Linked DNA regions of Mus musculus: region 2 is linked to region 1. The links are chromatin contacts, found by Hi-C or POLR2A ChIA-PET in ENCODE. All regions are on one chromosome and are shown on one strand. Each heading gives the region's core, a stretch centred on a gene start or an enhancer-like site at or near the end of the contact. The rest is flanking DNA. Distances are from core to core; before and after follow the strand shown.

Region 1 (3,639 bases), core at 468-2,967:
CCTGGCTGTCCTGGAACTCACTTTGTAGACCAGGCTGGCCTCGAACTCAGAAATCCGCCTGCCTCTGCCTCCCAAGTGCTGGGATTAAAGGTGTGCGCCACCACGCAGCCCCTCTCTCTTGAGACAAGGCCTCACTGTGTAGCTCTGATTGGCCTGGAACTTGGTTTGTTGAACAGTATGGCCTTAAACTCATAAAGATCCCCCTGCCTCTGCCTCTCAAGTACTGGGATTAAAGAGTTAAAGACCCCCAGCAGCACCCTGGCTGTACTCTGTCTTCTAATAACAGGACTTCCTGCTTCCATTCATTGCAAGCTAATTCTGTGGAGACCTATAAATGTAGGGTCCTGATTTTCAGCCACTGTCTCCTCCATTGTGGAACCCCCGAGAGAAAGAACGTGAAGGACAGCACAGGGTTGGGTGTTATTTGGGCACAGTTTACAGAGCACAGTCCATTTTCTCAGAAAAAGAATGGTGACTTGGCTTGTGTCTGCAGGGACTTGTGGTAGCTTGTGCTGCAAGGACTTATGGGAGCTTTACTGCAGGGACTTATGGGAGCTTTGCTGCAGGGACTTGTGGGAGCTTTGCTGCAGGGACTTGTGGGAGCTTGTGCTGCAGGGACTTGTGGGAGCTTTGCTGGAGGGATTTGCTTGTATCCTAATGGATTAGGAAGCAGAGTTGGTCCTGAAGGAGAGGTGGACTTAACCCTCAAAGGCCCTCCCACTAGCCTATGTTCCTCAGCTAGGTCGCACCTCCTAATGGCTCCTTAGCCTTCCAGAACAGTGCCACATGAGCCTGTGTTTAAACATTTCTCTTTCAAATGGCAACATAATTTCTTACTGGGGATTGCTATTGGAACCAATAGTGGTTTCTGTACAATTGAGTGGTGTCTCGGACATCCCCATCCCCTTGACTGTCTTATAATTCCCTGGAGCTTACAGTATGTTTTCAAGAGTGAAAGACCATTGTTCAAGTGCCCAGCAAGTCACTAAAGAGAGTGGCATCCCTGTGACTGGGCTCTAGAAATGAGAAGTGAATAAACACTTCTAAAGACCTGCTGTCAGAGGTTGACAGGGACAGAACTCTATAGGCAGGGCAGTGCAAGCCGTGGGATGGCCAAGCTGCCCTGCCTGTACTTACAGCACCCCACCCAGTGAGATACCCATGGGTAGTGCCACTGGGACACTAGTATTGGAGAATATCAGTATGTCAGAAGGTCATCCACATAGCTCAAACCACACAGGGCTCATAGCTGTATAGCCATAGCCTCTCCCTGTTCTACCAGAAAAATCAGAAATTCGTTTCTGCATGAAAGCTCCCAGTTTGTAAACATTAGCAACCACTTTTCTTCAGGTGATGAGGGTGGCTGCCACAGGGTGGGAACGACTAACCAGGCCATTGTGCTGAGGGAGCAAGGACAGCTCTGGGTCTCACACATTCTAGTTCAGGGCATGAGCCCAACTCTCTGACATGTAAACATCGGCTTCCCTCTGTAACTTGATGGGAGCCTCCTGGTTTCCCTAAAGTTGCAGTGGGATTGTGTTTGTCATATGACACAGTTGGCTGTCCCCAGCACTTTCCCATCATATGTCACCCTCCTGAAGGATGAGGGAGCATGGGACGGCATATTTCGGCATGCAGCGTATCGGACTTGAAAGTAGTCCGGTAGAGGAGGAAGCAGGAAGGACCTGAGGACGGGGTGTGTGCTGCTTCCGCCTCAGACCTGGAAGGCAGCCATTGGCGGTGATGGAGACAGCAGGGAAGGCCACACAGCACATTCCTCGCAGGTCCTACTTCTGAGCTGCCTCCCAGATCTGAACCTCAGTGTGTAGCCTAGGCTGTTCTGGGTCTCATGATTTAGCCAAAGATAACTGTGAATTTCTTATCCTCCAGCCTCCACCTTCCAAGAGCTGGGATTACAGGCGTGTGAGACACTGGTGCATGCGAGGGGGGGGGGTGTCAAACCCAGGGCTGAGGGGCACCCAGCCCTGAGGCTGGGTTTTCTGTCTAGTGTTGGGGAGTCACAGATTCTAGCCCGGCCTTCCTGCTCTCCTGAAGCAGCTTCCCTTCTTAGTGACTGCCAGTTCCTCTCCAGGCCTCAGTGCAGTGTCTGTGTCCCCAGGCTGCCTGAAGGAAACTTCCAGAGGTTTTCTCAATCCTGAAGAGAGCAGGAATGAGCTGCTGCCTGGGAGAGACAGGCTGAGGAGAGGCCCCGCCAGAAAGCAGCTCACACTCAGGGAGACAAAGGGATGGGATGGACTTGTTGGAAAGATTGAGTTGAGGATTGGGAAAGCCATTTGACACCTGGATGAAGGAAGACAGCCATGTGGGTGAGCCCGCAGGGGAGGTGGGTGTCAGCGGGCGTGGCCAGGGTCCCCACTGGCAGCAGCCCAGGTTTTGTGTGAGATTGAAGCATCTGCCTTTGGGTGAGACTGCATCAGAGCAGAAGGTAAAAGTCGTAGGAGCAGGTCGAGTCTGGAAAGAACAGGCAAAAGGAGCTGACAGGATGACTAAGCATTGGCTCTGGCCTTGTCATCTCTAAATCAGCCCTGCCTCCCTTAATCCGAAGTGATATCAGAGCTGCCTCCCTTAATCCGAAGTGATGGTCTCCAGGTTGTGAGAAACCTCTGACAGCCCGTGGCTGTTTCTCAAACTTTGCAAGCAGTGTTTTCCAAGAAGTTACAGGGGAACGGTGATCTTTATGTGCCCAGGAAAGATTGCATTAATAAAGAAATAGGATTCCAAGTACCGCTCCTGCAGCAGCCCTCCCCCTCCCCACAGCCCCTGCAGCAGCCCTCCCCCTCCACAGCTCCTGCAGCAGCCCTACCCTCCCCACAATTCCTGCAGCAGCCCTCCCCCTTCCCACAGTTCCTGCAGCAGCCCTCCCCTCCCCACAATTCCTGCAGCAGCCCTCCCCCTTCCCATAGTTCCTTCAGCAGCCCTCCCCCAGCTCCTGCAGCAGCCCTCCCCTCCACAGCTCCTGCATTATCCCTCAGATCTTGGTAAGCATCCTTCTGAGAGCACTGTCTATGAGTCTGCACTAACAGACTTCCAGGTGCCCTGGTTTTTCAGTTCCCTAGTGAGTTTGTAGACTGGCAGGGTAGACATATAGGGCACATCAAAAGGCTCTTGGTGGCATATTTTCTTCCCCTACTTTTCCCTCTGCTGGAGAATCAGAGAGTCTGTCTGCAGGCTCCTATGAGACCCTCTAAGCAGCAATGTCCATTTTACCTCGTAGACTTGATTCTCCTTGGAGCCCCCTGCCCCTCACCATGCTGTCTGAAACTTTTGCTAAGCTTGTTCTGGCGACAGTCTGCCTCAGAATCCTGGTGACTGACACGCACCTACTGCTCAGCATCCCAAACCGTTTTAGTATAAATTCATCGAACTCTTTTAGGGTTGGCAGCCCTGGGTAATCTGGCAAAGCAAACACCGTGGCTGGTTTCTTACAAAACCCCACGGTTGGCAGCAAGGCGCCAGGCTCCGAAATTAAGCAACATTTGTTCATCTGAGAAGACTTCCGTGTGTGTGTGTGTGTGTGTGTGTGTGTGTGTGTGTGTGTGTGTGTGTGTAGGGATTAATGTGTCCTGTTTGTTCCGGTCACATATATTGTTCATAATTACTGGCTAACTTGAATAGTAC
Region 2 (3,702 bases), core at 75-2,574, 41 kb before region 1:
TGTGGTGGGTACTGCTTGGAGTTCCTAGTGTGCTTCCCCTCGTGGACACACCCTGAGTCCCTGACAGGTCTTCCTAGGCAGCTCACTCTGACCATCTTAGCTGTCCTTGTGGTGCAGGTCACTTCCCAACAGCTCAGAACTCGGTCACTCACCTCTCTCTGTTGGAATAGCAGCTGTGCCCAGGAAGTCATCTTTGTGATAACCAAGCTCCCAGCACCTAAACCCTCACCTGGTTCATGAGTAAATGTCACACTGAGAAATATCCTCCTGTGGCTCAAGCGAGTCCAAGGTGTCTCCTGAGGCTGAGCCCAGAGCTGATGGGTCCTTGCCTCATACCCAGGACACATCCAGGAGAAACTGCCTGCCTGCCTGCCTGCCTGCCTGCCAGCAAGACTCTGAGAAGCGATTCCCAGCTGGGGGTCGCCGTTACTCCCCCTGCCTCCCCCTCACATCTACCACTTTCTCCTGTTGTTCACTCCCCTGCCCCCCAACACACACACACCCGCCGCCGTGGTTAAAGGCAGTGATGCGACTGCTCCATCTTTAGGGTTGGTTCAATGCCCTGATCAGATTGGTCAGCATACAGCAGAGACCTGGGAGCTTAGAAGCTGGGAGTCTTTTCTTCTCTCCTTTCCCCTCCTCCTTTCCCTCCTCCTCCTCCTCCTCTTCCTCTTCCTCTTCCTCTTCCTCTCTGCTTCCAGTCCATCCCTTCAGTCTGAGGAATATTCCCGTGAGGAGCGCCGAGCATCCGTGTGGTGTTTTAGTAAACCCTGGCTTTCCATCTTCTCTCCTTCTGTCATTAGTTCCAGTTTCCCCTGTTGCTGAAACAGGCCAACCCACAGCGCTCCCCTGGCACGCCTGGTCTTCCCTGTCTACAGGACATTTTAGAAAGTTTTCACCTGAAACTGTTCTCCCAGCTCTCCCCCGGCCCCATTCACGGGTGTTCTCTGCAGAATGTGGCTCCTGGTTCTTTGCTGAGATTCCAGTGTGCGTGCATGCATGTAAGAAGTGAGGGTGGTTGCAGGCCATCAATTATCAGATAGGTTCTGGAGTCTCCCTGTTTGTGCAATCTTGAGCCAGTCGTTCTGTCATCCATAGAGTGGGACAAAAACTACACAGCCCTGAAGATCTCCCTGAGACCAGCACCAGGTGGGGGGCAACAGAAAGTATATGCCACCTACTGCTGGGTGCTTTGTGGGCACCACCACACCCACTGCTCCCTGACTCCAGTCCCGAGTAGCCTGTCCCTGCTGCTTTTATAAGCACTGCCTTGGGTTGCACCCCAGGGAAGGACAGGACTGGATCCCGGCCAGCAGAGTGAGCTGCAGTGATATTTTAGCATGGGCCCCAGACTGACTATTCATTCAGTCATTCAGCCCTAAGCAAGAGTGGACTCACACTTTCCATCGAGGCCGGGCCAGCCAGTTTCCGTATCAGCCAGGCCTCAGGAAGGTAGAAGGACGCCTTGTCAGTCTTTCCATTGCTGCCGGGCCTGCGTGCCAGCAGAGCTCGCTTGCTACAGGAAGTCGCAACTGTTGACCCTGCTGAACAGCCTCGCCTCTGTACACTCGATGACAGATAAGATGGCTTGACTAACCCACTGGAGCAAAACGCCAGTCACCCTTCTCCTTGGTAGTCCTTGGCCACTTCTCTTTTATTTTAAGATGTCGAGGCAATTCTGGTTATCAACATTTTGGGTCTGAGAGAACTGTGTGTGACATTCTCCCCTGGGAGCCCTGACACCTGTGATATGTGAGTGTCTGACTCTGGCTGCTGCCATCTGATTCCTCTCAGCTATCCTGGAGACAGGTTGGAAGAAAAGACATGGAAATTCCAGTGTTCAGGCTCACGGCAAACCAGCAGCCTACACAGGAGAAGCTCACGCAGCCGGGCCTGCCGGCCTCTGCTCGCCTCTTCTAAGCTCAGGGGTGTGGGTGCTCAGGTGTGTGGGTGCTCAGGGATATAGGTGCTCAGGGATGTGGGAGCTCTTGATCTGGTTGTAGAAATGCACTGGAGGGAGGTGGCAGCCTGGACCCCTGGCTGGTTTCATGTGCCCTTTGTTCTGTAAAGCAAGCAGGAGCTACCTGCAAGAGTGGGTAATGCCCAAGGAACTGTGCTGCACTAGGGCATCGTGACTGAGCTGGTCTGAGGGCTTGGTCAGTACACATGTAGAGTCATGTGTCGTGAGAAATGGCTGTCTGTCAGAGCCACATAAAGCGCTCATTCAAAACTCAGATGATGTCAAACATGTGCACTGCTTCTCAACCATCGTGTGTGTGTGTGTGTGTGTGTGTGTGTGTGTGTGTGTGTGTAGACCTGTGTATGTTCATTTAGAGGTCAGAGGTCAGCCTCAGGTATCGGTCCATAGTTGCCATTCACCTTTTGTGTTTCTGAACTGATGTCTGTTGCTAACCTGTAACTTACAAGTCGTCTGGGCTGGCAGGCAGGTGAGCTCCAGCGATCCACCTGGCTTTCCCCTTTGTGTGTGTGTGTGTGGGGGGGGGGCGGGGAAGTTCTGCAGGTCAAACTCCTACTCTCAAGGCAAGTATTTTTATCAACTGAGCACTCCCCCAGCCCAGCCATGGAATTCTTAACAGCCTCTCCACGTGGGTCCTAAACAGCAAGCCACACATCTCCCCAGGGACCCACCGCTAAAAAGCAAATCACGAAATACAATTGGTTATTCTTTCTTATTGGCTACTTATTTATTGTGACTTGATGAGAAACCAGACCACTTCTGCTGACGCCAGAGCTCCTGCAAACTTGCTGCAGCCAAGGAGATATTTCTTCTCAGGTGAAGGTGTAGAAGGTTAGGGGTTCCCTCGCCACCCTCCCTCAGGATGGATTCTTTGTGGGGCCATCTACAAAGCCTTCTCCTTCCTTTTGACCCAGTTCTCACAGAGAGACGCCACTGCGGTCAGAGCGGATGCACTTGGCCTTGGATCAAGGCTTCCCTTTCCAGCTGCATCAGTGCTGACCGCGTGCGTGCCTGGGAGATGAGAAGGTGTCCCTGGGAGACGAGAAGGTGTCCTTTGCTCTCCTTGGGCTCCTCCAGTACAGGTGATTGCCATTCATAGCAAGAGTCCGACTACCCTGTGTCTGGTGAAGGCCGTCCTTGATTTCCTACTATACAGCCAGCTTGCGTGTCCAGGGGACATACAGAGTAGGCCTGAGTCTTCCTTCCTTCTGCCCCGGCTCTTCCTGAAGGTCCCGGCTCAGTGCTCAATCAGATAGGTGAGATTTAGTTTCTAGATTGTGCCCAACCTCAGTTTCCAGTAACATAAAGTCCAGTATGACTTCATTTGCTTATTCAAATTACCTATTTTGGGCATGTGTTGGGTGGGCAGTGGGGAGCGAGGGTGGGGGGGTGTCCTGATGTGCAAGAGGGTGGCTGATGCAAGGGGCAGGCAGGATGCCACAGTTTGCATTTCCATAGCAGTTGTGTGTCTCCCAGGTCCTGGCATGCTTTCCTTCATGGTGGCTGCCCCCTGCACTCTGACCCTGATGGCTCCCTGGGACACCAGACTGCTGTCCCTGCTGTCCCCTAGCAGCAGGCCTTTGTTTCTTAGACATTTCATGGGTATTTCAGTTGCCTCTGGAGCCCAGCCTTTGGAGGGTCCCCAATGCAGTACCGCTGGAAAGAGCAGCTCAAGTGAAGGGTGGCCCCAGTGTGAGCCTGAAGCACATTCCTGGCAAAGACAG

The links. Hi-C counts contacts between places; a loop is a spot of excess contacts on that map. ChIA-PET counts read pairs that join two places held with the same protein, here RNA polymerase II (POLR2A).
Region 2: a map of heart shows a loop between it and region 1 (2.5-fold over the local background). The contact joins two enhancer-like sites. A Hi-C loop is called at or near these places in 15 of 37 maps with a recorded cell type or tissue (CH12.LX, CH12F3, Patski and 8 more). POLR2A ChIA-PET finds 5 or more read pairs at or near these places in 3 of 5 experiments (Patski and embryonic stem cell).

Annotation. Positions count from the first base shown.
Region 1 is chr16:92,401,237-92,404,875 of GRCm38, reverse strand. The region is part of intron 1 of Rcan1 (regulator of calcineurin 1); the gene reads left to right. Among named protein-coding and RNA genes, the nearest start is that of Gm29805, 20 kb to the right of the region's middle. Within about 2 kb of position 1,717, at least 2 of the 3 ENCODE cell types and tissues checked have a DNase peak (open chromatin) inside an H3K27ac peak, as active enhancers do; they include gastrocnemius and heart, where a contact is called at or near this core.
Region 2 is chr16:92,441,576-92,445,277 of GRCm38, reverse strand. All of the region lies in intron 1 of Rcan1 (regulator of calcineurin 1), which reads left to right. Gm41498 (a long non-coding RNA gene) reads left to right here. Exons shown (of 2, transcript XR_876260.2): 1 at 1-3,702. Among named protein-coding and RNA genes, the nearest start is that of Gm41498, 3.2 kb to the left of the region's middle. Within about 2 kb of position 1,324, at least 2 of the 3 ENCODE cell types and tissues checked have a DNase peak (open chromatin) inside an H3K27ac peak, as active enhancers do; they include gastrocnemius and heart, where a contact is called at or near this core.